Regions from separate parts of the Homo sapiens genome. Here region 2 is linked to region 1. Evidence: read pairs that join two places in POLR2A ChIA-PET (ENCODE). Cell type or tissue: GM12878. All regions are shown on one strand. Links, peaks and the distances in the headings refer to the core of each region. The heading gives the core; the rest is flanking DNA. Region 1 has its middle 90 kb from the start of LANCL2. Region 2 overlaps VOPP1 (VOPP1 WW domain binding protein).

What was found. ChIA-PET counts read pairs that join two places held together with the same protein. Peaks named below come from ENCODE experiments on the same cell type or tissue, not always from the same donor. Only the 100,000 strongest peaks of a DNase experiment are listed, where the experiment ranks them.
Region 2: POLR2A ChIA-PET joins it to region 1 with 6 read pairs; 10 of 35 experiments call an interaction of 5 or more read pairs at or near these places.

What each region holds. Positions count from the first base shown.
Region 1 is chr7:55,446,162-55,463,957 of GRCh38, forward strand. It overlaps a transcript of VOPP1 not described here. Among named protein-coding and RNA genes, the nearest start is that of LANCL2, 90 kb to the left of the region's middle. In GM12878, for the core only: no CTCF peak of the experiment used is centred there; no DNase peak of the experiment used is centred there.
Region 2 is chr7:55,559,325-55,567,175 of GRCh38, forward strand. The region is part of intron 1 of VOPP1 (VOPP1 WW domain binding protein); the gene reads right to left. Among named protein-coding and RNA genes, the nearest start is that of VOPP1, 9.3 kb to the right of the region's middle. RefSeq lists enhancers at 2,458-2,507, 2,588-2,647, 2,678-2,727. In GM12878, for the core only: no CTCF peak of the experiment used is centred there; no DNase peak of the experiment used is centred there; H3K4me3 peaks cover 1,446 bases; H3K27ac peaks cover 3,199 bases.

The DNA of each region.
Region 1 (17,796 bases), core at 10,823-14,822:
TTTTTGTATTTTTAGTAGAGACGGGGTTTCACCATGTTAGCCAGGATGGTCTCAATCTCCTGACCTCGTGATCTGCCCACCTCGGCCTCCCAAAGTGCTGGGATTACAGGCGTGAGCCACCGCGCCCGGCCGAGGTGATACATTTTTGATATGAGTACTACTTCAGTGATACTGGCACTTCATATTACATCACATGAGAAGTGCTGGCTGGGAAGTCCTGTGTGCCCTGAGGGACTACTGTAAACTGTGCACATGTAACTTAGAGATACCACACCCTTCCCTGCTGTAGACATTCTTCTCTGGTCCTGTCAGCCTGGATGCTACATCCTGTGATGGAAAAAAATTTCTAGGGAAAACAAAATAATTTTAGAGCTGCAAGGGAACTTTGGTATTATTTTATAAACAGCAGAGGAAACCACACCCATAGAGGTTCAAAACTTGCCCAGGGTCACTGATAGCTAATTGGCAGCCAAGGATGATCTTCAACAAACATCTTCTTATCCCTGGCCAGACTCATATATCAGAGTTGAAGTAACTTGTGGCAACTGACATCAGTTGGTACTACTAACAATCATAAAATTATGTTATGAGTATTTAACAATGCCAGGCACTGTATCTAGCCATTATAACCATTACTTCACAAGATTCTCACAACCATCTCATAAGGAGGTTAGTAACAAAACAACTGAACAGGAATTTATTCTTTCAGATGATAAACCTAGAATTGGCTCACTGCTTCAGAAGTTCAGCAATAAAAGCTGATGTCTCTGTGATTATGTTGGCCTTTCCCTCTTTGTCACAGGATAGTTATTGCAGCTCTAGATATCACATCAGTGATCAAAGCAGGGTGAACGGGCTTGTGGCAATGCCAGCAACCCTTATCCCATTTATGAGAAAAGTGAAATCTTCCCCAGGGGCTCCAGTGTGGAGTTCTATGTGCAATTCATCAACCAAAACTGTGTCATGTGATGCCCCTGCTGCAAGGGAGACTGGACAACTGAAAATGATAGGTGGCTTTTCCAGGTACTATAGAAGAATCAGGCAAGGCGTCAGATTAGGAACAGCAGCAGTTGGGTAAACCAAGCAACAGTGGAATTGTTCTATCCTGATTCGGATTGGGGAACTGATGCTCAGTGTGGCACAATACCTCCCTGCGCTTACCCGGCTAGTGAGGGGCACAGCTGGTTTGACTCCCAAGTTCACGGTGCGTAAGGTTTGCTCACTGAAGAAATGTAAGGAGGACTCTGGTGTTGCTTGGGTTCGGGGCTGGTTCAAACACTTAAACAATAGGTGAGGTCTGTATGTCCTCAAAGGACAGGGGAGAGACTGACCCCAGAGTGATGCCGCCACCTAAATAAGGAACTGAAGGCAATTCAAGAGGAGGGCTGTCTGAATGGTTGTTGGGAAGTGGATACCTAAGAGAACTACTATTTTCTCCATTCAATATATGTTTAATGCCATATTTCATATACATATGCATTTAATGCAGTATGTATGCTATAAATATACGTGTACATATACATATGTATCTCTAGTGCAATATTTCATATAAATTTTGTAAATACAGATTTAATGCTATGTTTCATATTTTCTCCCTAATCCTCTCTTCTCTGTGACAGCTTAATCCTGCCAGCCTTGGTTTTGCCAACCATGGACCCTTTCAAGAAGGTGGTTTGTGTAGGTGGTGAAGAACTCTTGTAATAAAAGAACAGAAAATGGGGCTGATTTTTCTCCCTTCAAATTGGCAATTATATATGAACTAAATCATTATAATTACAACTCATTGTAATTATGGCAAATCACTGTCATTCATTAAAAAACCATTATTCATTATCATTCACTCAAAATCATTATAATCATTATAATGATTTTCCACATATAATTCCCAATAATAAACAGTGTTGGCAAAGGCTGGCAGAATTCATAATAATTCTTCTGAAGGTAATATTTGTCAAAAGCCCTAAAATATGTACATATACTTGGACCCAGCAACTTAAATCCAGTATTTTACTCTGAGGAAATAAATGTGGATGTACGTAAAACATAGTGACAAGCATGCTCAGCAAAGCATTATTTATAATAGAGAAAAATTAGCAAGAATGCAAGCAAGAAAACAGATTGGAGAAATGTATCAATATCATAAAGTTCAAAATGAAACAAAACACATGGTAAAATTATAAAAGCAAAGAAATTATAAACACAAAATATGGGATAATAATGGGAGTGCAATGAGAAAGATTCATAGGGACCTCATTTCTATTTCTGAAGTGGGATGGGCGTACAGTGTGTTCATGTTATTGTATTTGGTCTGCATCATCCACAATTATGCCAAGAAACTGTGGGGCACCACAATAAAGGTTGATTTTTCGCTCGAGCCCCGGTCCTGGCAGTTGGCAGGAGATCTCAGCTCCACGCAGTCAGCCAGGGACTCAGGCTCCGTCATCTTGCATAGCCTGGAATCCTCCGCGGGATCCTCCACACCCAGGCTCCAGAAAGGGAAGGGAGAGACCTTGGGGCCTGGCAGCGCTGCAGGACCAGGTCTGGGGGACTCAGGTCTCCCGCATCCTATTCCAGTGCCCAGCGCGGCCCCAGCTCGCTGCCAGGGCGCTGGCAACGGTGGGCCCGGACGAGGGGGAGGCGGCGCCCCTGGCGAGGAGCAGCATTGCCACCGCAGCCACGCGCAGGACATGCCCACCCTCTTCAATGACATATTTTATTTAAAAGTGAAAAACAAAATGGGAAGAGGGGGTTAAATAAACTGGAACAGTTTAATCGCACTGAGATGCGATGTAATCCTTAGCAGGGAAGAGGGGACCGTTGAAATACCATGAAAAATATTGGAGTAAAACAGAGACTCCCGTGTGGGTCCCGGGCTGTTGGCTAGGGTGGCAGGCCGCGTGCATTTCCTCTCTCTGCGCCTCTCTCTGCTATGAGCACGAACTATTTTCATAATTAGATAAAAAATAAAGGCATGGGTTTGGTTTCGAATAAAGACCTTGAAGTGCTTGGCAGGTGTCCGCTCCCGGAGCGCCGCGGGTCCCCTGCTCCTGTCGGCGCCCGTGCCTCAGGCGGTCCCGATCCCGCGGCACAGGGGACGGCCGGGGAGGGCCCGCGCTTCTCCCGGATGGACCGGGACGCCGGCCTTCCGGGCCCAGGAGGCCTCCCATCCCAGTCTCCCGCGGCGCCACTGCGGCCCTGCCTCGTCCGAACCCCTCTCCAGGGACGCGCAGGTCAGGGACACCCGTCCACCTGCGTCTGCCATCGCTTCGGGGCCTGCCGGTGCCCGGTCCTCGTTCAGCTGCAGCGCCAGGCCCAGGCCTGCACTACGCCGGGGTGGGGGGCCGGTCTCGGAGAAGGGCGCGGCCAGCGGGCGCAGGACAGATGGGGAGACGACGCCCCAGCCTTCCCTCCCCAGGCGCAGGGGAACCCTGAAGGCAGCTGAAGGTTGGACGAAAAGCTGCCCCTCCCTGTGACTGGCTGGGGTCACCTGGAAGGAGCCAGCTGAGCTCCGACCAGGTTCCTGCAGAGGCGTTCTGGCCACCGAGCCTGTCCTGGGAGAGGAGAGCAGCGAGCAGCCTGGCCTCCCGAGGGGACAGGAGCCCTCCACCCCCGCACTGTGCCCTCTACCGCCCCTGCCTCGGTAGGTCCTGCCACCCTCCTGCGGCCCCTGCAGCCCCTCAACACGCCTACTTCTGGGCATCAGGGATGTCACTGGTGCCAGAGGTCCCAGAGACCTTTAAGTACAAACCTGTCACCCTTGAGGGGAGAAACAAACATGTCACCCTTGAGGCGTAGCACCCAGGTGGTCAGCAGACCTTTGGAAATGCGGTTGGATGAGAAGCCAGGATTTCTGCCCTCTGTCCGCATCTTACATTTCTGTGCACCCACACTGACAAGGATGGTAATAAAGAAAAAGACGAGCAACGATTGCATTTCACCTACTTCCATTTGCTGAGAACATCTCACTCCTTCCAGGGACCCCTGAGCTTCCCCTTGGGAGTTGGAGTCACCGACTTGTGGCTGGGGGCACATTTCGGGCAGGAGACCTCAGGCTGGTCCTAGTGTTACCTCCCCGACCTGGGGGTGTTCTTGAGGTCCCACCAGTCCTCCGCCTCTTCTCTTGGGTGTCCCCAGCAGCACCTGGATGCCATTTCAGGGCTGACCACCCAGCACTGGAACTTGTGTAACCACCCAGAACCCAGGAGCTGGGCATTTCCCTATGCACTCTGGTTCTGCACTGTCCAGTAAATCACTCACCAGCGCTACCAGCTCTTATAGCCCTTGAAATGTGGCCACTCCAAGTGGAAGTGTGCATTGAGTATGTGTTATACAAACTGGATTTTGAATATGGAAAAAAGTAACATTTCTCACTCACATACTTTTATATCATTACATGTTGAAATAATACTTTGATATATTAGGCTGAATATCATTAAAATAATTTTTTTGATTAATCTTTGTAATGAAAATTTAAAGCAATGCACTGGTTCACATCATACCTTTAGTGGACAGCACTGGTAAAGAATATACATCTAAAAGCTTTTCCCCACGTAAGCTTTAAAGTAAGATGCAAAATTCCTTTCTTCTACAAAAACATGAAGGATTGTCATTGGTAAGGGCTGCGCCCAGGCAGTTTTCACAGGTACACACTTGTTATCAATCTTCTGTTCCCATGTGCACTGAATACTAGGTCTGTGGCAAATGATATCAGCACTGTTTGTGATTTCTGGAGTCCAGGGAGAAAGACAAAGAGAGTGCTCTCCAACATTCCTGTCACTGTTGAAAACAGACCAAGCCACGTTGCTCCTCCTTCATTATACTCTTGAGACCTGCACAAGAACATACATCTTTTTTTGTAAAAGTGAAGCCTGGATCTTCAGGGCTGGCATCAGAGGGAGATCTCCTAGGGAGGAGATTCAACAGGACTCAAATCTAATTCCCTTCACCTTCTTCTTGCGGGTAGGGGGTGTCTTGACAATCATCCTTGCACCCACCACACCATTTATAGGAGGGCACTGGGCCCCTTCCACACAGGCACAGGAGTGGAACGAGATCCTTTCTGGACACTTCCGCACAGCCCATCTGAGACAGGAACATTACAATAAAAAGTTATGGGGTAGGGGGCAAAAGAAACGCCTGAAGTACAGGAATACCTGGGAAATGTTGCAGGTTCAGTTCCAGAACACCATAATTAAGTGAACATTGCAATAAAGTTTGAGTCATACAAATTTTTGGTTGCCCACTACATATAGAAGTTGTTTACATTATACTGTAGTCTATGAAGTGCACAACAGCATTATGTCTAAAAGCCACAATGTACATAGCTTCATTAAAAAATACTTTATTGTGGCCGGATGTAGTGGCTCACGCCTGTAATCCCAGCACTTTGGGAGGCAGAGGCGGGCGGATCACAAGGTCAGGAGTTTGAGACCAGCCTGGCCAATATGGTGAAACCCCCGTCTCTACTAAAAATACAAAAATCAGCTGGGCGTGCTGGCGGGTGCCTGTAGTCCCAGCTATTCAGGAGGCTGAGGTAGGAGAATCACTTGAACCCAGGAGGCAGAGATTGCAGTGAGCCAAGATCGTGCCGCTGCACTCCAGCCTGGGCGACAGAGCGAGACTCTGTCTAAAAACAAACAAAAAAGCTTTATTGCTAAAAATGCTAACGGTTATCTGGGCTTTCAGTGGGTCATAATCTTTTTGCTGGTGGAGGGTGTTTTCCCAGTGTTGACGGCTGCTAACTGATCAGGGTGGTAGTTGCTAAAGGTTGGACTGGCTGTGGCAATTTCTTAAAATAAGACAACAATGAAGTCTGCCGCATTGATTGACTTTATTTCAGGAAAGATTTCTCTGTAGCATGCGACGCTGTTTGACAGAATTTTACCAATAGTAGGACTTCTTTCAAAATTGGAGTTAAACCTCTCAAACCCTGCCACTACTTTACCAACTAAGTTTATGATATATTCTGAATCCTGTGTTGTAATTTCAACAATATTCACAGCATCTTTAGTAGGAGTAGATTCCATTTCAAGAAACCACCTTCTTCACTCATCCATAGGAAGAAATACCTCATCCATTAAAGTTTTACCATGAGATTGTAGCAATTCAGTCACAACTTCAGGTTCCACTTCGAATTATATTTCTCTTGCTATTTCCACCACATCCACAGTTATTTCCTCCACTGATGTCTTGAACCCCTCCATGAAGGGGTTCAAGTCATCCATAAGGTTGGAATCAACTTCTCCCAAGCTCCTGTTAATGTTGGTATTTTGACTGCCTCCCATGAATCACAAATGTTCTTAACAGCATCTAGAATAGTAAATCCTTTCCAGAAGGTTTTCAATTTACTTTGCCCAGATCCATGAGAGGAATCACTATCTATGACAGCTATAGCCTTACAAAATGTATGTCATAAACAATAAGACTTGAAAGTCAAAATGACTCCTTGATCCATGGGCTGCAGAATGAATGTGTGTTAGCAGGCATGAAAACAACAATAATCTTCTATGTCTCCATCAGAGCTCTTGGGTGATTAGGTCTTTTGTCAATAAGCAATAATATTTTAAAAGGAATCGTTTTTGCTGAGAAGCAGTGCGCTTAAAACACTAAGCTAACCATGCTGTAAAAAGATGTGTTGTCATCCAAGCTTTGTTGTTCCATTTATAGGATAAAGGCAGAGTAGATTTTGCATAATTCTTAAGGGCCCTAGGATTTTTAGAATGATAAACGAGCACTGGCTTCAACTTAGCTCACCAACTATATTAGCCCCTAACTAGAGGGTTAGTCTGTCCTTTGAAGCTTTAAAGACAAGCGCTGACTTTTCCTCTCAAGCTACAAAGTCCTAGATGGCATCTTCTTCCAGTAGAAGGCTGTTTTGTCTACATGTAAACTCTGTTGTCGAGTGTAGCCACCCTCCTCAGTGGTCTTAGCTAGATCTTCTGCATTACTTGCTGCAGCTTCTACATCAGCACTTTCTGCTGCACCCTGTACTTCCAAGCTATGGAGATGACTTCTTTTCTTAAACCACATAAACCAACCTCTGCTAGCTTCAAACTTTTTTTCTGCAGTTTCCTCACCTCTTTCAGCCTCCATAGAATTGAAGACTATATCAGCATTGTGTGTCACTGGAATAGCGCTTTTAATTTCCTTCAAGAACTTTTCCTTTGCATTCACAAGTTGGCTACCCGGTGCAAGAGGCCTAGCTTTCAGCCTGTTTCAGCTTTTGACATGCCTTCCTTACTAGACTTAATCATTTCTAGCTTTTGATTTAAAATGAGTGACATACAACTCTTCCTTTCACTTGAACACTTATAGGCCATTGTAGGGTTACTAACTAGCCTAATTTCATTATTGTTTGTTGTGTGTCAGGGAAGAGAGTGGGAAAGAGATGAGGGAATGGAGGGTAAGGCAGTCAGAATACACGTTTATTGATTAAGTACACCATCTTGTATAGGCAGAGTTATTGGCACCCTATAGTACAACACTAACATCAAATATCACTGATCACAGATCACCATAACAGTTATTTATTAATGAAAAAGTTTGAAATATTATGTGAATTACCAAATGAGACATAGAGATAAAAAGTGAGCACATGCTGTTGGAAAAAAATGGCACTGATAGACTTCCTTGATACAGGGTTGTCACAAACTTTCAATTTGTAAAAAACTCAATACCTACAAAGAGCAATAAAGCGAAGTACAATAAAGTGTGCCTGTAATATGAATGTACAAAATATAGTAGTTTTTGAGATCTTTTTTGGTTATTTTATTATTCATTTTAACTTATTATAAAATATTTTGAACATAAGAAGTAGAGAAAATAGTATACCAAATCCTCATTTATTCATCACCCACATCCAGTCCTTATTTTTAAAATTTTGTTAATAGACATATAACAATTATATGCATTTATGGGGTATATGTCATATTTTGAGACAATTATGCAAGGTGTAATGATCAAACCAGGGTATTTAGGATAGCTCTCACCTCAGTCATTTATCTTTTTCTTGTGCTAGGAACATTAAAAATTTTCTCTTCTAAATGGATAAATTTCTGGACACATACACCCTCCCAAGACTAAACCAGAAAGAGGTCAAATCCCTGAATAGACCTATAACAAGTTCTGAAACTGAGGCAGCAATTAATAGCCTACCAACCAATGAAAGTCCAGGACCAGAGAGATTCACAGCCGAATTCTACCAGAGGTACAAAGAGGAGCTGGGAACATTCCTTCTGAAACTATTCCAAACAATAGAAAAAGAGGGAATCCTCCCTAACTCATTTTATGAAGCCAGCATCATCCTGATACCAAAACCTGGCAGAGACACAACAAAAAAAGAAAATTTCAGGCCAATATCCCTGATGAACATCAATGCAAAAATTCTTAATAAAATACTGGCAAACCAAATCCAGCAGCACATCAAAAAGCTTATGTACCATGATCAAGTTGGCTTCATCCCTGGGATGCAACGCTGGTTCAACATACACAAATCAATAAACATAATACATTACATAAAGAGAACCAATGACAAAAACCACATGATTATCTCAATAGATGCAGAAAAGGTCTTCGACAAAATTCAATAGCCCTTCATGATAAAAACTCTCAATAAACTAGGTATTGATGGAACATATCTCAAAATAATAAGAGCTATTTATGACAAACCCACAGCCAATATCATACTGAATGGGCAAAAGCTGGAAGCATTTCCCTTGAAAACCAGCACAAGACAAGGATGCCCTCTCTCATCACTCCTATTCAACACAGTATTGGAAGTTCTGGCCAAGGCAATCAGGCAAGAGAAAGAAATAAAGAAATAAAGCGTATTCAATTAGGAAAAGAGGAAGTCAAATTGTCTCTGTTTGCAGACAGCATGATTGTATATTTAGAAAACCCCATTGTCTCAGCCCACAATCTCCTTAAGCTGATAAGCAACTTCAGCAAAGTCTCAGGATACAAAATCAACACGCAAAAATCACAAGCATTCCTACACACCAATACAGACAAACAGAGAGCCATATCATGAGTGAACTCCCATTCACAATTGCTACAAAGAAAATAAAATACCTAGGAATACAACTTACAAGGGAAGTGAAGGATCTCTTCAAGGAGAACTACAAACCACTGCTCAAGGAAATAAGAGAGGACACAAATGGAAAAACATTCCATGCTCATGGATAGGAAGAATAAATATTGTGAAAATCCATACTGCCCAAAGTAATTTATAGATTCAATGCAGTCCCTATCAAGCTACCATTGACTTTCTTCACAGAATTGGAAAAAAACTACTTTCAATTTCATATGGAACCAAAAAAGAGCCCACATAGCCAAGACAATTCTAAGCAAAAAGAACAAAGGTAGAGGCATCATGCTACCTGACTTCAAACTATACTACAAGGCTACAGTAACAAAAACAGCATGGTACTGGTACCAAAACAGATATATAGACAAATGGAACAGAACAGAGACCTCAGAAATAACACCACACATCTACAACCATCTGATCTTTCACAAATCTGACAAAAATAAGCAATGGGGAAAGGATTCCCTATTTAATAAATGGTGTTGAGAAAACTGGCTAGCCATATGCAGAAAGCTGAAACTGGGTCCTTTCCTTACACCTTATACAAAAATTAACTCAAGATGGATTAAATACTTAAACGTAAGACCTAAAACCATAAAAACCCTAGAAGAAAACCTAGGCAATACCATTCAGGACATAGGCATGGGCAAAGACTTCATGACTCAAACTCCAAAAGCAATGGCAACAAAAGCCAAAATAGACAAATGGGATCTAATTAAACTAAAGAGCTTCTGCACAGCAAAAGAAACTATCATCAGAGTGAACAGGCAACCTACAGAACGGGAGAAAATTTTTACAATCTATCCATCTGACAAAGGGCTAATATCCAGAATCTACAAAGAACTTAAACAAATTTATAAGAAAAAAACAACCCCATCAAAAAGTGGGCAAAGGATATGAACAGACACTTCTCAAAAGAAGACATTTATGCAGCCAACAAACATGAAAAAAAGCTCATCATCACTGGTCATTAGAGAAATGCAAATCAAAACCACATTGAGAAACCAACTCGTGCCAGTTAGAATGGTGATCATTAAAAAGTCAGGAAACAACAGATGCTTGAGAGGATGTGGAGAAATAGGAATGCTTTTACACTGTTGGTGGAAGTGTAAATTAGTTCAGCCATTGTGGAAGACAGTGTGGTGATTCCGCAAGGATCTAGAACTAGAAATACCATTTGACCCAGCAATCCCATTACTGGGTATATATCCAAAGGATTATAAATCATTCTACTATAAAGACTCATGCACACCTATGTTTATTGCAGCACTGTTCACAATGGCAAAGACTTGGAATCAACCCAAATGCCCATCAATGGTAGACTGGATAAAGAAAATGTGGCACATATACACCATGTAATACTATGCAGCCATAAAAAAAGGATGAGTTCATGTCCTTTGCAGGCACTTGGATGAAGCTGGAAACCATCATTCTCAGCAAACTAACACAAGAACAGAAAACCGAACACCGCATGTTCTCACTCATAAGTGGGAGTTGAACAATGAAAACACATGGACACAGGGAGGGGAACATCACACACCAGGGCCTGTCGGGGGATGGGGGTCTAGGGGAGGGATGGCATTAGGAGAAACACCTAATGTAGATGATGGGTTGATGGGTGCAGCAAACCACCATGGCACCTGTATACCTATGTGACAAACCTGCACGTTCTGCACATGTACCCCAGAACTTAAAGTATAATAATATTCTCTTCTAGCTATTATAAAATATATTATTAACTATAGTCACCCTACTGTGCTGTTGAACAATATAAATTATTCCTTCTTTCGAGCTGTAACTTTGTACCCATCAACCAACCTCTCTTCGTGACACCGTGTCGCCCCAACCCCTGCAACTTCCCAGCCTCTGGTAATTATCAATCTTCCTTCTACTCGCATGAGATCACCTTTTTTAGCTCCCATATATTGCTGACAACATGTGATATTTGTTTTCCTGGCTTATTTCACTTAACATAATGACCTCGAGTTCCAATCCATGTTGCTGCAAATGATGGAATTTCATTTTTTAATGTTGCTGCAAATGACGGAATTTCATTTTTTTAATAGCGAAACAGTATTCCATTGTGTAAGTATGTCTCATTTTCTTTCTTCATTCATTCATTGATAGACACTTAGATGATTCCGTATGTTGGCTATTGTGAATAGTGCTTCAGTAAACATGGAGGTCAAGTGTCCCTGTGATACACCGATTTCCTGTCTTTTGGGTAAATACCCAGTAGTGGGGATTTAGTAGTCTGATTTAGTGGTCAGTTTTTTTGAGAAACCTCTATACTGTTTTCCATAATGACTGTAGTGATTTATATATCCACCAACAGTGTGTAAGAGTTCCCTTTTCTCCATATTGTTGCCAGCATTTTTTTTTTGGTCTTTTTAATAATAGTCATTCTAAGTGGGGTAAGGTGATATCTCATTGTGGTTTTGATATGCATTTCCCTGATGGCTAGTGATGTTAAACATTTTTTCATATACTTGGCCATTTGTATGTCTTCTTTTGAGAAATGTCTCTTCATGTCCTTTGCCTACTTTTTAAAAGGGATTTTTTTTTTGCTGTTGAATTCCTTGTATATTCTCAATATTAGTCCCTTGTTGGATAAATAGTTTGCACATATTTTCCTGTTCTACAGATTGTCTCTTCACTCTGTTGACTGTTTCCTTTGTTTTGCAGAATCTTTTTAGCTTAATATAGTCCCATTTGTCTATTTTTGTTTTTGAGATCTTAGCCACAAAATTTTTGCCTTGACCTATGTCCTGAAACATTTCCCCTGTGGTTTCTTCCAGTAGTTTCATAATTTCAGGTCTTATATTTATGTCTTTAATCATTTTAATTTTTGTGTATGGTGAGACATTAGGGGTCTAGTTTCATTATTTTGCAGATGAATATTCAGTTTTCTCAGTACCCTTTATCGAAGAGGGTATCCCTTCCCTGATACACATTCTTGGCACCTTTGGTGAAAATCAGTTGGTGGTAAATATATGTATTTATTTCTGGGTTTTCTATTCTGTTCCATTGGTCTGTGTGTCTGTTTATATCAATACTATGCTCTTTGGGTTACCATAGCCCTGTAATGTTTTGAAGTTAAGTAGTGTGATGCTTCCAGCTTTTTCTTTTTTGCTCAGGGTTGCTTTGGCTATTCTGATTCTTTTTTGATTTCATATGAACTTTGGTATTTTTGTTTTCAATTTCTGTGACAAATGACAATAGTATTTTGATAGAGATTGCTTTGAATCAAGTTTACTTTGGGTAAACATTTTAATGATATTAATTCTTCTGATTCATGCACATGGAATGTCTTTCCATTTGTTTATTTCTTTCATTAGTGTTTTGTAGTTTCCCTTGTAGAGACCTTTCACCTTTTTGGTTAGATCCGAGGTATTTTATCTTTTAATTATTGTAAATGGGATTGTCTTCCTGATTTCTTTTTCAGCTTTTTCATCATTGATGCATCAAAATACTACTAATATTATATTCTGATATTTTACTGAATTTATCAGTTGTAAGGGTTTTTCTTGGTAAAGTCTTTAGGTTGTCTATATATAAGATCATGCTATCTACAGAAAGAGACAATTTGACTTACTCTTTTCCAATTTAGATGCTTTTTATTTATTTCTCTTGCCTGATTGCTCTGGCTAGAACTTCTAGTGCTATGTTGAATAAGAGTGGTGAATGTGGGCATCCTGCTCTGGTTCCAGTTTTTAGAAGAAGGTCTTTCAGCTTTTCCCCATTTAGTATGATGTCAGCTGTGAATCTGTCATATATGGCCTTTATTATGTTGAGGTATGTTCCTTGTATGTCTAATTTGTTGAGAGTTTTTTTTTATCATGAAGGGATACTGAATTTATCAAACAATTTTCTGCATCTATTGAGATAATCATAAAGTTTTTTCCTTCATTCCACTGATGTCATCACATTTATTGATTTGCATGTGTTAAACCATCCTTGCATCTTTGGGTAAATCACACTTGACCATAGTATATTATCTTTTTGGTGTACTGTTGAATTCAGCTTGCTAGCATTTTGTTGATGATTTTTATGCCTGTGTTCATCAGGGATATTGGCCTGTAGCTTTCTTTTTCGTTGTGTCCTTCTCTGGTTTTGGTGTCAGGGTTGTGCTGGCCTTGTAGAATGAGTTAGGAAAAATTCCCTCCTCTTCAATTGTTTTTAAACAGTTTGTGAAGAATTGGTGTTAGTTTTTCTCTATAGGTTTGGTAGGGTTCAGCAATAAAGTCATCCACTACTGGGCTTCTCTTTGTTGGGAGACTTATTACTGATTCAATCTCATTACCAGTTATTGGTCTGTTCAGGTTTTCTATTTCTTCCAGGTTCAATCTTGGAAGGTTGTATGTGTCCAGGAATTTACCCATTTCCTCTAGGTTTTCCATTTTGTTGGCTATAGTTGTTCATAGTAATCTCTGATGATCCTTTGTGTTTCTGTGGTATCAGTTATAATATCTTCTTTCTCATTTCTGATTTTATTTGACTCTTCTTCCTTTTTTCATGGTTAGTCTAGCTAGGAGGTTTATCAATTTTGTGTATCTTTTTTTTAAAACACGCACTTTTTGTCTCTTGATCCTTTGTATTGTTTTTTAGTCTCTATTTTGTTTTTGTTCTGATATTTACTATACTTTTCCTTCTACTAATTTTGGGTTTGGTTTGTCATTGGTTTTCTAGTTCCTTGAGGTGTATCACTAGGCTGTTTATTTAAAATATTTCTGCTTTTGTGATATAGGCATTTAGTGCTATATACTTCCCTTTTAGCACTGCTTTTCTGTATCCCATAGGTGTGGGTATGTTGCATTTCTATTTTCATATTAAATATTTAAAAACATATTTTTAAAAATTTCCTCTCAATTTCTTCATCGACCCAGTGGTCATTCAGGAGCATATTGTTTAATTTCCATGTATTTGTACAGTTTCCAAAGCTCCTGTTATTTCTACTTTTATTCCATTGTAGTTTAAAAAGATGCTTGATTTGATCTTAATTTTAAAATGTGTTGAGATTTATTTTGTGGCCTAACATATGGCCTATCCTGGAGAATGTTCCATGTGCTGATGAGAAGAATGTGTATTCTGCAGCTTTTGGATAAAATAAAATGTTTTGTAAATGTTAAGTCAAATTTGATCTAAAGTCCAGCTTATTTATTTTCTGTTCTTACTAAAATCCAGTTAAAATCCAATGTTTCTATGTTGATTCTTCCGTCTAGGTGATCTGTTAAAAATGCTGAGAGCAGATTGTTGAAGTCCCCAACTATTATTGTATTGAAGTCTATCTCTCCCTATAGATGTAATATTTGCCTTATACAGCTGGGTGCTCGAGTGTGGGGTACATGTATATCAAGCATTGTTATAGGTTGGTGCAAAAGTAATTGCAGTTCTTGCTTTTAATGTCAAAAACTACAATTACTTTTGTACCAATCTAATATATCCCCTTGCTGAATTGATCCATTTGTCATATATAATGACCTTTTTATCTTTTTATAGTTTTTGACTTAAAGTCTGTTTTATCAGATATAACTATAGCTATTCCTGCTCACTTTTGGTTTCCATTTGTGTGAAATGTGTGGAATATCTTTTTCCATCCTTCACTTTCAGTCTGTATGTGTCTTTACAAGTGAAGTGAGTTTCTTGATGGCACCATATAGTTGGGTTATTTTTAAAAATGCATTCAGTGGCACCAACCCAAATGCCCATCAATCAACGAGTGGATAAAGAAACTGTGTTTTATATATACATATATTATATATGTGTGTTTTATATATATTATATATATGATGGAATACTACTCAGCCATAAAAAGGAATGAACTAATGGCATTTGCAGTGATCTGGATGAGATTGGAGACTTACTATTCTAAGTGAAGTAACTCAGGAATGGAAAACCAAACACCATATGTTCTCACTCGTAAGTGGGAGCTAAGCTATGAGGATGAAAGGCATAAGAATGACACAATGGACTTTGGGGACTCACGGGGAAAGGGTGGGAAGGGGGTGAGGGATAAAAGACTACAAATAGGGTGCAGTGTATTCTGCTTGGGTGATGGGTGCATCAAAATCTCACAAATCACCAATAAAGAACTTAATAATGTAACCAAACATCACCTGTTCACCAATAACCTACAGAAATTTAAAAAAAAATGGATTCAGCTAGTCCATTGTTTTTTTTCTTGAGACGGAGTCTCACTCCGTAGCCCAGGCTGGAGTGCAGTGGCACAATCTCAGCTCACTGCCACCTCTGCCTCCTGGGTCCTGGTTCAAGCAATTCTCCTGCCTTAGCCTCCCGAGTAGCTGGGATTACAGGCATGTGCCACCATGCCCAGCTCATTTTTGTATTTTTAGTAGAGACACGGTTTCACCATGTTGGCCAGGCTGGTCTTGAACTCCTGACCTCGTGATCCACCCACCTCAGCCTCCCAAAGTGCTGGGATTACAGACGTGAGCCACTGCGCCCGGCCCAGCTAGTCTATATCTTTCAAGTGGGAAATGTAATCAGTTCCCATTCAAGGTTATTACTGATAGGTGAGGACTTATTCTTGCCATTTTGTTAATTGTTTTCTACTTGTTTTGTGCATCCTTTGTTCATTTCTTCCTCTCTTATTGGTTATCATTGTGGTTTGGTGGTTTTCTGTAGTGGTAACATTTGATTCCTTTCTTTTTCTCATTTGTATCTGCTCCACCAGTGAGTTTCATGTTTTCATGATGCAAATATCAGCCTTTTGCTTTCAGATGTAGAACATGTTAAGCATTTCTCGTAGGGCTGGTATAGTGGTGATGAATGCCCTCAGTTTTTGCTTGGCTGGGAAAGACTTTATTACTCTTTAATTTTTGAAGGACAACTTTGCCGAGTATAGTGTTCTTGCGTGACAGTTTTCTTTTTCCTTTAGCACTTTTAATGTATTATCACATTCTCTCCTGGCCTGTAAGGTTTCTGCTGAGGAATCTATTAGTCTGATGGGAGTTCCCTTATATGTGATTTGACACTTTTCTCTTATTGATTTTAGAATTCTTTTTTTGTCTGGCTTTCAACAGTTATAAGCTGAAATGTTCCTCAAGTGATAATATACCTTGGGGAAGACTTTTTCGGGTTCAATCTATTTGGGTATCTTTAAGCTTCCTGTATCTGGATGTCTAGATCTCTTCCAAGATGTAGGAAGTTTTCAGCTATTATTTCATTAAATAGGTTCTCTATGCCTTTGCCCATCTCTTTTTCTTCTATAACACCCAATATTCAAATTTCATTTGTGTTGTCTCATAGGCTCTCTCTTTTGTTCTTTGTTCTTCTTTTCTTCTTCTTTTTTTGGGGGGTTGGACTGGGTTATTTCAAAAGACCTGTCTTCAAATTCAGAAATTCTTTCTTCTGCTTGGTCTAGTCTATTGTTGAAACTCTTGATTATATTTTTTTTTTTTTTTTTTGAGACGGAGTCTCGCTCTGTTGCCCAGGCTGGAGTGCAGTGGCGGGATCTCGGCTCACTGCAAGCTCCGCCTCCCGGGTTCACGCCATTCTCCTGCCTCAGCCTCCCAAGTAGCTGGGACTACAGGCGCCCGCCACTACGCCCAGCTAATTTTTTTGTATTTTTAGTAGAGACGGGGTTTCACCGTTTTAGCCGGGATGGTCTCGATCTCCTGACCTCGTGATCCGCCCGCCTCGGCCTCCCAATATATTTTTAACTTCATTCATTGAACCCTTCAGTCCCAGTATTTCTGTTTGGTTCTTTCTTTATGATATCTATCTCTGTTGAATTTCTTACTCAGATCATAAGTTGTTTTTCTGATTTCTCTGTATTATTATTTATTTCTAGTTTTATTCCATTGTAGTCTGAAAAGGTACTTGATATTATCTTAATTTTAAAATTTGTTGAGATTTATTTTGTGGCCAAACATATGGCCTATCCTGGAGAATGTTTCATGTGCTGACAAGAAAATGTATTCTGCAGTTTTTGTTCTATGTTCTCTTGTATCGCACTGAACTTGTTTAATAACATTATTTAAAATTCTTTTTTGGGCATTTCATGTATTGCTTTTTCATTCAAACCTGTTCCTAGAGAATTACTGTGTTCCTTCAGAGGCATTCTGTTTCCTTGCTTTTTCATGTTTCTTATATCCTTACACTCATATTTGTGCATCTGGTGTAACTGTCTCTTCTTTCAATTTTATGGATTGGCTTTCATAGGAAAAGACTTTTCCTGATAGATGTATCTATTGTATTGGTTGGGTAGGATGCTTTGGCTTTTATTTTGGGTGGGGGCAGTAGTTTAGTTTCCATATTTCTTCAGCTATAATCAGTGTCAGTGGTATCTGTGAGTTCCTCAGTGGATTGGCTGTGGTTGTTTGGGGAGGCTGTGGCGAGGCTTTGCTGGGGATGGGGATGCCAGGTGGGGCAGTCTTTGGGCCCCAGTGGTGGTAGTTGTGGGTCAAGCCTGCTGATCTTCCTCTCCCACCCCCGCTCCCCAGCAGTGTGCATGACCTGCTCAGTGGGTGGGGTGGATTGATCCCCAGGACCCTGGATATTGCATGTGGTCACTGATAGGGGATGTGTCAGCCAGGGCGGGCCTGCCCTCAGGCCCCACAATAGTGCACATAGATGCAGGCTACAGCAGGCAGGGCTGGTCAATCCCCAGATGCCTGGACAACATGTGCAAACTCCGGCAGACTGGGCAGGTCTCTTCTCAGACCAGCAGAGGCATGTGCAGATGCTAA
Region 2 (7,851 bases), core at 51-4,050, 100 kb after region 1:
TAGGATGCCTACCCTTCCCATCTTATGGAGGAAGGTGAGCACTGCCCATTAGCAAGCCCCTGAGAGCAGCCGCTGACCGTGCCATTGGGCCGACCAACAGGCCACCACAGTGGAAGGACTCTAATGCCTGGCTCAGCTGACCAGGGCCCAGATGTCGTGATTTTGAAGTCCAGCTCCTTTTCTGCCAGGAAGTGATAAAAGCATCAATTGTATCAAGTAACCTGTGATCTCAATTTGTCCAAGGCTCTCATTATGAGAGAAAGCCTTCTCCCTATCTGCGATTTAACTTCTCATGCAATTCAGAAAGTCAGAGATGAATCTCAGCTTCCACTGGGGTGACTAGCTATTAATAAAACCAATACATATTTTTCCTGAGTCATTCCACCAAGAACTCAAAGCATAAAACAGACCTACAACCTATGTTAATGACTCCATCCCAACCCAGGGCACATGCAGTGGAACCGGCAAGTTCTCATTCACTCCACTGCCCATGTCAGCCCCACAGAAGAACCTCAGAACGTGGCAATGGAGTATAAAAACCTTTACTGGCCAGGCGCAGTGTCTCATGCCTGTAATCCCAGCACCGCACGAGGCCGTGGCAGGCGATCACCTGAGGTCAGGAGTTCCAGACCAGCCTGGCCAACATGGTGAAACCCCATCTCCACTAAAAATACAAAAATTAGCTGGGGATGGTGGCGCACGCCTGTAGTCCCCGCTACTTGGGAGGCTGAGGCGGGAGAATCACTTGAACCTGGGAGGCAGAGGTTGTAGTGAGCCAAGATCATGCCACTGCACTCCGGCCTGGGGAAAAGAGTGAGGCTCTGTCTCAAACAACAAACGAAAACAAAAAAAACCTTTACAACAGTGATTTCACTAAAATATCCATTTTAAGCAACATTTTTTTTCAACCTTGTGGCAAGCAAAGTAATGCCACCTCCTGCCCACAAAGATGTCATCGTCCTAATCCACAGAACTGGGAATGTCACCTTAGGTGGCAAAAGGGGCTTTGCAGACGTGATTAAGTTAAGGATCTTACAATGAGGAGATTATGCTGGGTAATTCAGGTGGGCCCAATGTAATCTCAAGGGTCTTTACAGTGACAGAGAGAGAGAAGCATGAGAGAAATTAGAAGACACAGAATCGCTGGCTTTGAAGGGGAGGAAGGGACCACCAGCCAAGAAACACAGGCAGTCCCTAGATGCTGGGACAGGCCAGGAAATGAATCCTCCCTGGAGCCTCCAGAAGAAACATGGTCCTGCTGACATTCTTGAATTGAGCCCACTGAGAGCCATTTAGGACTTCTGACCTCCAGAGAGGGAAGATAATAAATCTGGATCGGTTTAAGCCACCAAGTTTGTAGTCACTTGTTATAGCAACAACAGGTAATGAACACAGAGGTCACAGCAAGTTCTTCTCTAGTAGGCCAGTAGCCTCACTCTCCCTTCTCTGCACCTGTCCCATACCCTCACCTCACTCCCATGTCAACCTCTACTTTTTTACCAAATGCCTTGTTCATTTTCCAATCCATCAACCATCTTCTAATTTTACACACTCAAGAAATGACCCTAACATAGCCATCATAACAATAATTCCCCAAAATCCTCTCACTCATGATGCACTGCCATCCCGCGTCAATCCCCAGTCTGGCAGCCACCCTTCTACCTCCCTGCTTCCATGCTGCTTAGGGGGCCAGTCAGGGCAGCTGGCTGTATCCAAGACTGCCCGAAATGCTCACTCTGCACCCCGACCATGGATGCTCTGAGATGCACATGCACAGCTTCCCAGGACCCTCACCACAACCGCTGTGCGACCTTCACCATGACCTGGAGGCCCAGGTCCTTCCCAGCTTATCTCTGTGGCTTACTTCAACGCAAAGTTCCTGACATCCCACCCAGGTCACCAACCTTTCCCCACTGAACTTCAACTCTATGTGCACCTTCCCTCTTGATGACCTCCTTCCTCATCTCCTTCCTCACATCCCCACTCCCCTTCCAAAGCCTAACCTCTACACCCAAGCTCCCAAGCCCATCCCCCTCACTGTGCCAAACCCTTCTGGAACAAACAGGTCCTCTAGGAGCTTAAGGTCTAAAGAATTTACAGACCAGGCCGGGCACGGTGACTCATACCTGTAGTCCCAGCTCTCTGGGAGGCCAAGGCGGGCAGATCACAAGGTTAGGAGTTCAAGACCAGCCTAGCCAATATGGTGAAACCCCGTCTCTACTAAAAATACAAAAATTAAGTGGGCGTGCTGGTGGGCACCTTATGTCCAGCTACTCAGGAGGCCAAGGCAGGAGAGGGGGAGGCGGAGGTTGCAGTGAGCCAAGATCATGCCACTGCACTCCAGCCTGGGTGACAGAGCAAAACTCTGTCTGGAAAAAAAAAAAAAAAAAAAGAAGAAGAATTCACAGACTGCTCCCCTCTTCCAAAAAAAAAAAAAAACAAACAAGCAATTACAGTATCTGAGCTCAGAGCACGTGGGAGTAGCTTGCCTAGGGAGTAGCTTGCCCAAGTCGGGGACTTAACTCATACCCAAGTGGACAATGAGAGTAGCCTTCCATGACACCACCTGAGGGTCTTCAAGTATGGTGGGAGTTGAAACGGCAGTCAAAGGAATGGGAAAACAGGAAGTGAAAGTATGGTGCCTTCAGGACCCACAGTAGTCGGTTCAGTCTGCTGTACTGGATGAAGACTTCTGATCCTCATCTATGCATCAGAAGCAATGTGCATCTGTTAAAAAATAAAGATGACTAGGCTCCAGGTGCAGGTAATTGTTCGAAACTCCCTACCTCATTCTAATGTACAGCCAACGCTGAGAATGGCAAGGAGGTCTCTGTAGATACTGAAAGCTTTCCAAGGGCGCTCCTCCATACTGCTAAAGGACTCGAATTCCAAACCTTCAACCTCCATGGGTCTGCTTTCCTAAAGCTGACTGCCTGAGACACAGGCCCTGGTCCGGATGCTGGTCAAGTGACAGTGCTAATTCCCCGTTTACAGTCACCCTTCTCTCCCTTTACAAAGAAAGGCACACCTCCCTCCCATTTCTAGTCTTACTGGGATGTGCTGGTCCAGAACTAAAAAACTCTCTCAAGTACCAATCTAAGGCCACTGAAAATACTGGTAGTGACACTGTTAAAGAGAAATTGTTCTGACACTTGTCAAAAATGGTAAGGCTTTATTCAAGACTATTGCAATAGGGGTCAATCTATCACAACAGCAAGACAGACTGACCTCAACTCCAAATACAACCAAAATCAGTGTGAATTCACAGCCAAGGAGCAGAGTGAGGGGGTCAACGGATACAAAATTGCTAAGAGGAGAGGCATGATGGGTAGAAGTAAGGAGGAATTCTTGCTGAAGACAGCCTAAGGTGATCAGATATTAAGCGTGAGGGGATGACTTGGCAGGACTCTTGCTGAAACTGAGCTCCACTGAGGACAGACACAGAGGGCAAGGTGGAGGCCTAGTGAGAAGAGGGCTCAGAGGATCCCAACCAAAGTTTGGTCAAGGGGAGAGTTTTTGTCAACGCACGCCTTGCATCTCAACTGGTTTCAAATTCTTTGCTTTCAATTAAATTGAAAGATGACCTAATTGTAGATTACTATGCGGTCTGGGCACATCACTCGGAAGTTCAACATGAAACTTTTTCCATTTCCATCAGTTATACATGCCCTAACTTGAAATATCCTCGTCCATCTCACTCAGAAATTTATTTCCAGTAAATTTTACTGTTTATGTTTAATAATATTCAATTGGTAATACATGTATAGTGTCAATCAAATGTGCAATAAAAATGATAAATCAATTAGTCTTTTTAAATTTTTTGGAGGTATATCTGAGGAAATGTTTTAAAAATTAATTTCGATACAGATTTTGTTACAAAAAACGACAGATCAAAACTAGACTTTCAAGCATAAATATATATTATTAGAAGAAAATTCTATAAAGTAGAAATTCAAAAAAGGAATGCTATATTTGCAACCATTAGAGAAGATTATTTGCGTTTTTTAAAAAAATCAGTATCAAATTGCTAATGGTATTTAGATTCCACTGAATACATTAAAAGAGTGATATTATAGTTGAATTTTTAACAATGTTTACAATACATGAGAAATCAAATCTATTGTAACCATTTAAAATCTATGATAAACAAGATCACACAGGTTGAGTATCCTTTACCTGAGATGCTTGGGACCAGAAGTGTTTTTGGATTTTGCATCTCTTTGGATTTTGGAACATTTGCATATACACAGTGAAGTATCTTGGGGATGGGACCCAAGTCTAAAGATGAAATTCATTTATGTTCATATATATCTTACACATATAGCCTGAAGGTAATTTTATACAATATTTTTAATAATTGTGTGCACAAAACAATGTTTTGGCTGTGATCTGTCACACAAGGTCAGGTGTGAAATTTTCCACCTGTAACATCACACTGGCACTCAAAAAGTTTCAGATTTTGCAACACTTAGGATTTTTGATTTTCAGATTAGGGTTGCTTAACCTGTATGTTCCACTTAAAATTATGTGAGAGGGTATATAGCTTTTGAAAATTCCCTAAAAGAGTATAAGAGCCAAAATTTTGACAACCTTTGAGCTAGAGAAAGCTGCTCAATTTGGGAGGAAAGAAATGAGAAGGAAAGAAAGGAGAATTCCTGAAGAAATTCTAAGGAGGAAAAACAGTGTTTGGAATTTATCTTGAGGGCAGCAGAGAAGAACAGAGGTTGCAGAGATTTAATCTAAGGGAACCCCACGTTGTTTTACACAGCTGCCCTTAGGCTATAGGAACCTGGCTTCACAGCTTCACTCACCGCAGGCCTGGCTGCTTTTCTCTCCAACTAAAGGGAAGGAGGGGGAACTAGGAACTAGGAGCTTCTTCAATAATAATCTCATCAACACACTCTTTCTCTCTGTCTCTGTCTCTCTCTCTCTCTCTCTCTCTCGCTCGCTTGCTCTCTCTCACTCTCCTCTTCTCCCCACTCCCCATAAGGGTTTAGGATCTGTCCCCACCCTCTCCATAATGCCATGTTTTGGCCCTTGATGACACTCAGATCACAAAACACCAAGAGAATGAGGCCAACTAAAGAGCTAAAGAGTTTCACTCATCTTTCCTCTCAGTATTAAAAGTCAAGCTGTCACCTGAGTAGCTGCTCAACCATCCTAGCAAAAGAGATGGCTATGGACCCTTTTTTTGTCTTACCTAGGGCAGAAATTAAGAGCCAACTATGATCACAATCACAATCTTGCTTTCCCTTGCTATGGACGCTTATGACAAAGTTTCTTCTTAATCTAGTCACAGATAATAACAAGCAAGCCCACTTTTTAATCGACAGGATAAGGAAACCCTCCCTCCTGTCCGCAGGTGTGCAGCCACCTGGGCACAGGAAACTTGCTTGGGAATGACTGACAATATAAATACTCTGTTAATCCACCCTGGGCCACAAGTTCCAGACCAAGTAGGGAATCTTCCAAAGGGCCTCCAGCAACACTGAGGGATTTCTCTTTACAGGTGTATGTCAGTGGGAGCTTAGGTTTACTCAAAGACTCCCAGGCAACTCCGAAGGAGTTGAGATTCTGTAATACATGGTCATGGCACCATCCAAATGTGACTCCTAACGACCACCAGATATGCCCTATGCTTGAAGCAAGCAATTGATCGATTTCAAACCTAATTTACCGGATAATATCTCTTTGTTCTGGTCTGAGGACATTGTTCTCTTGTTGACAGTTTTGAAGTATATAGCTGTACTTCCTGAAATTTTATATATATATGTATTAGTCACTGCCTCCCTGTCTTCATTGACCATTTGATTCTTTAACCCTGACAAGGGAAGGTCACTGTTTGCCAATTATCGAATCCGATGGCCTTCTGCAAGGCCTCTTCTCTACTGTTCTACGGTATCTGAATGCAGATCACCTTCGCGTTTAGACACCCTCCTCCCGCATTCTAGACTCTCATTTGTTGGATCTCTTTTCACCAAGGACAGATCATCAAACACTTCAAAACCAGCATTTAAAATTAAACTCTGACTTTTTAAAATTAAGGATATCCTTACTCTCCAAGTCAAAATCTCAGTCATCCAACTCCACCCAGAATCTCTGTAATTGACTCTGCTCTATTCAACATGTTTGTTAATCAGTTGGATAAAACCAACAGGAGTATAATCAAATCGGTCCATGGTACAAAACAATATGGGACACTGGATTTTAAAAAATAGTGTTCAGACATATGTTGATAGGCTTAAGTAGATGAGATGAATGATTAATGTGAAATTGGAAACAATGTAAAGTCCTCAATTTAGGTTTTTAAAAAATAATAAACAGCTCTACAACTATTGTGAGGTGTGGTGGATTAGCAGCAGCACATGTTAAAAAGATTTCGGTCTCACTGCAAACTCAGGGTGAATCTCCTGGCTGCAGGGGTGGAGGTGGGAGGACGCACTAGTATAAACTAGTATAATTTTATCTGCTTAATGACAAGGGCCAAAGGTTTTGATGCTGCCAGTCAGACCACACCCACAGAACAGAGCTTCCTATTGTTCAATAAGTGCCAGTGGGGAGGACCTGGAGGGGAACCAAAGGTTTCAGCACAAACCACAAGAAACACTGGATTCACCCCAGCCCACTTAACACTGGCAGATCCAAAACCAATCTCCGATCCCAAGATCACAGGAGAGTGCAACCCAAATACCACACACAGACAGCAAACAGGCCCTGCAGACCTCACAAAGGTGCAGCAGCTCATGAAGCCAATGAAAGTGACAAAAGATCTAGCAGTCAAGCCATTTAATATGAACCAAAAGGTGGCCAAAGGAGAATGATATGAATAAAAAGGACAAAGAGAAGCTGGAGGTGGGGGTGGTGGGAGTTTCCAGACCAGCGCAACTAATTCTGGGGAAAAAACTTTCACTATGATCATGCCACTGAAGTCCAACATCAAGTGAAGACTGTCTTATGTGCATTATAGAATTTTGTCAGGAAAATTACACTGTCCCCCCAAAATGGACTCATCATTCTAAAATGAGTACTCAGAGCCTGACCAATATGGTGAAACCCCGTCTCTACTAAAGAAAAAAAAATACAAAAATTAGCTGGGCTGTGGTAGCGTGTACCTGTAATCCCAGCTACTCAGGAGGCTGAGGCAGGAGAATCACTTGAACCCAAAAGGAAGAGGTTGCAGTGAGCCGAGATCATGCCACTGCACTCCAGCCTAGGCGACAGAGGGAGACCATATCTCTAAATAAATAAATAGATTTAAAATAAAATAAAATGAGTACTCAGGATGAAATTAACTTTTATGTTTACAATTTGATATTTGTTTTTCCAAAATAAAGTCCCAACCGAACTTTTTTTCCACTTTGACTAGGAAATGTTGATCCCTGATTCACATGGATTAATGGCTAAGTGGCCTTTTTCTAGGACCAATTATTTTCAGATATTGAGGACATCCTCATCACCATCCAGTCCAAAATTTTCAAACTGCAGCTATGAGGATGGTGAGATGATTTAAAACCATGTTTTGAAACAACAGAAGGTGAGGCCTGGAAAAGAACACACACACAAAATGGGACCACACAGCTGTGTTAGAAGACTGAGGGCCTGTCATTGTGATATTTCTGAAAAGCCCATGAGTGCAGACCTAGGACCAGGCTGAAAATACTGTCATTTCCCCTCAATATTACAGAAAACTTTAACAACTGAAGTTGCCCCAAAAGTTGATACTTTGTCTTAAGGCACAGTGGGTTTCCATCACTAGAGGTGCTCTGCTGCCCTCCAGCCCCTGATCAACTGCCTCTTCTTTTCCCACTGCCCATCTACTCAGCTCCTGCCCACAGGGCTCTTACCACTGAC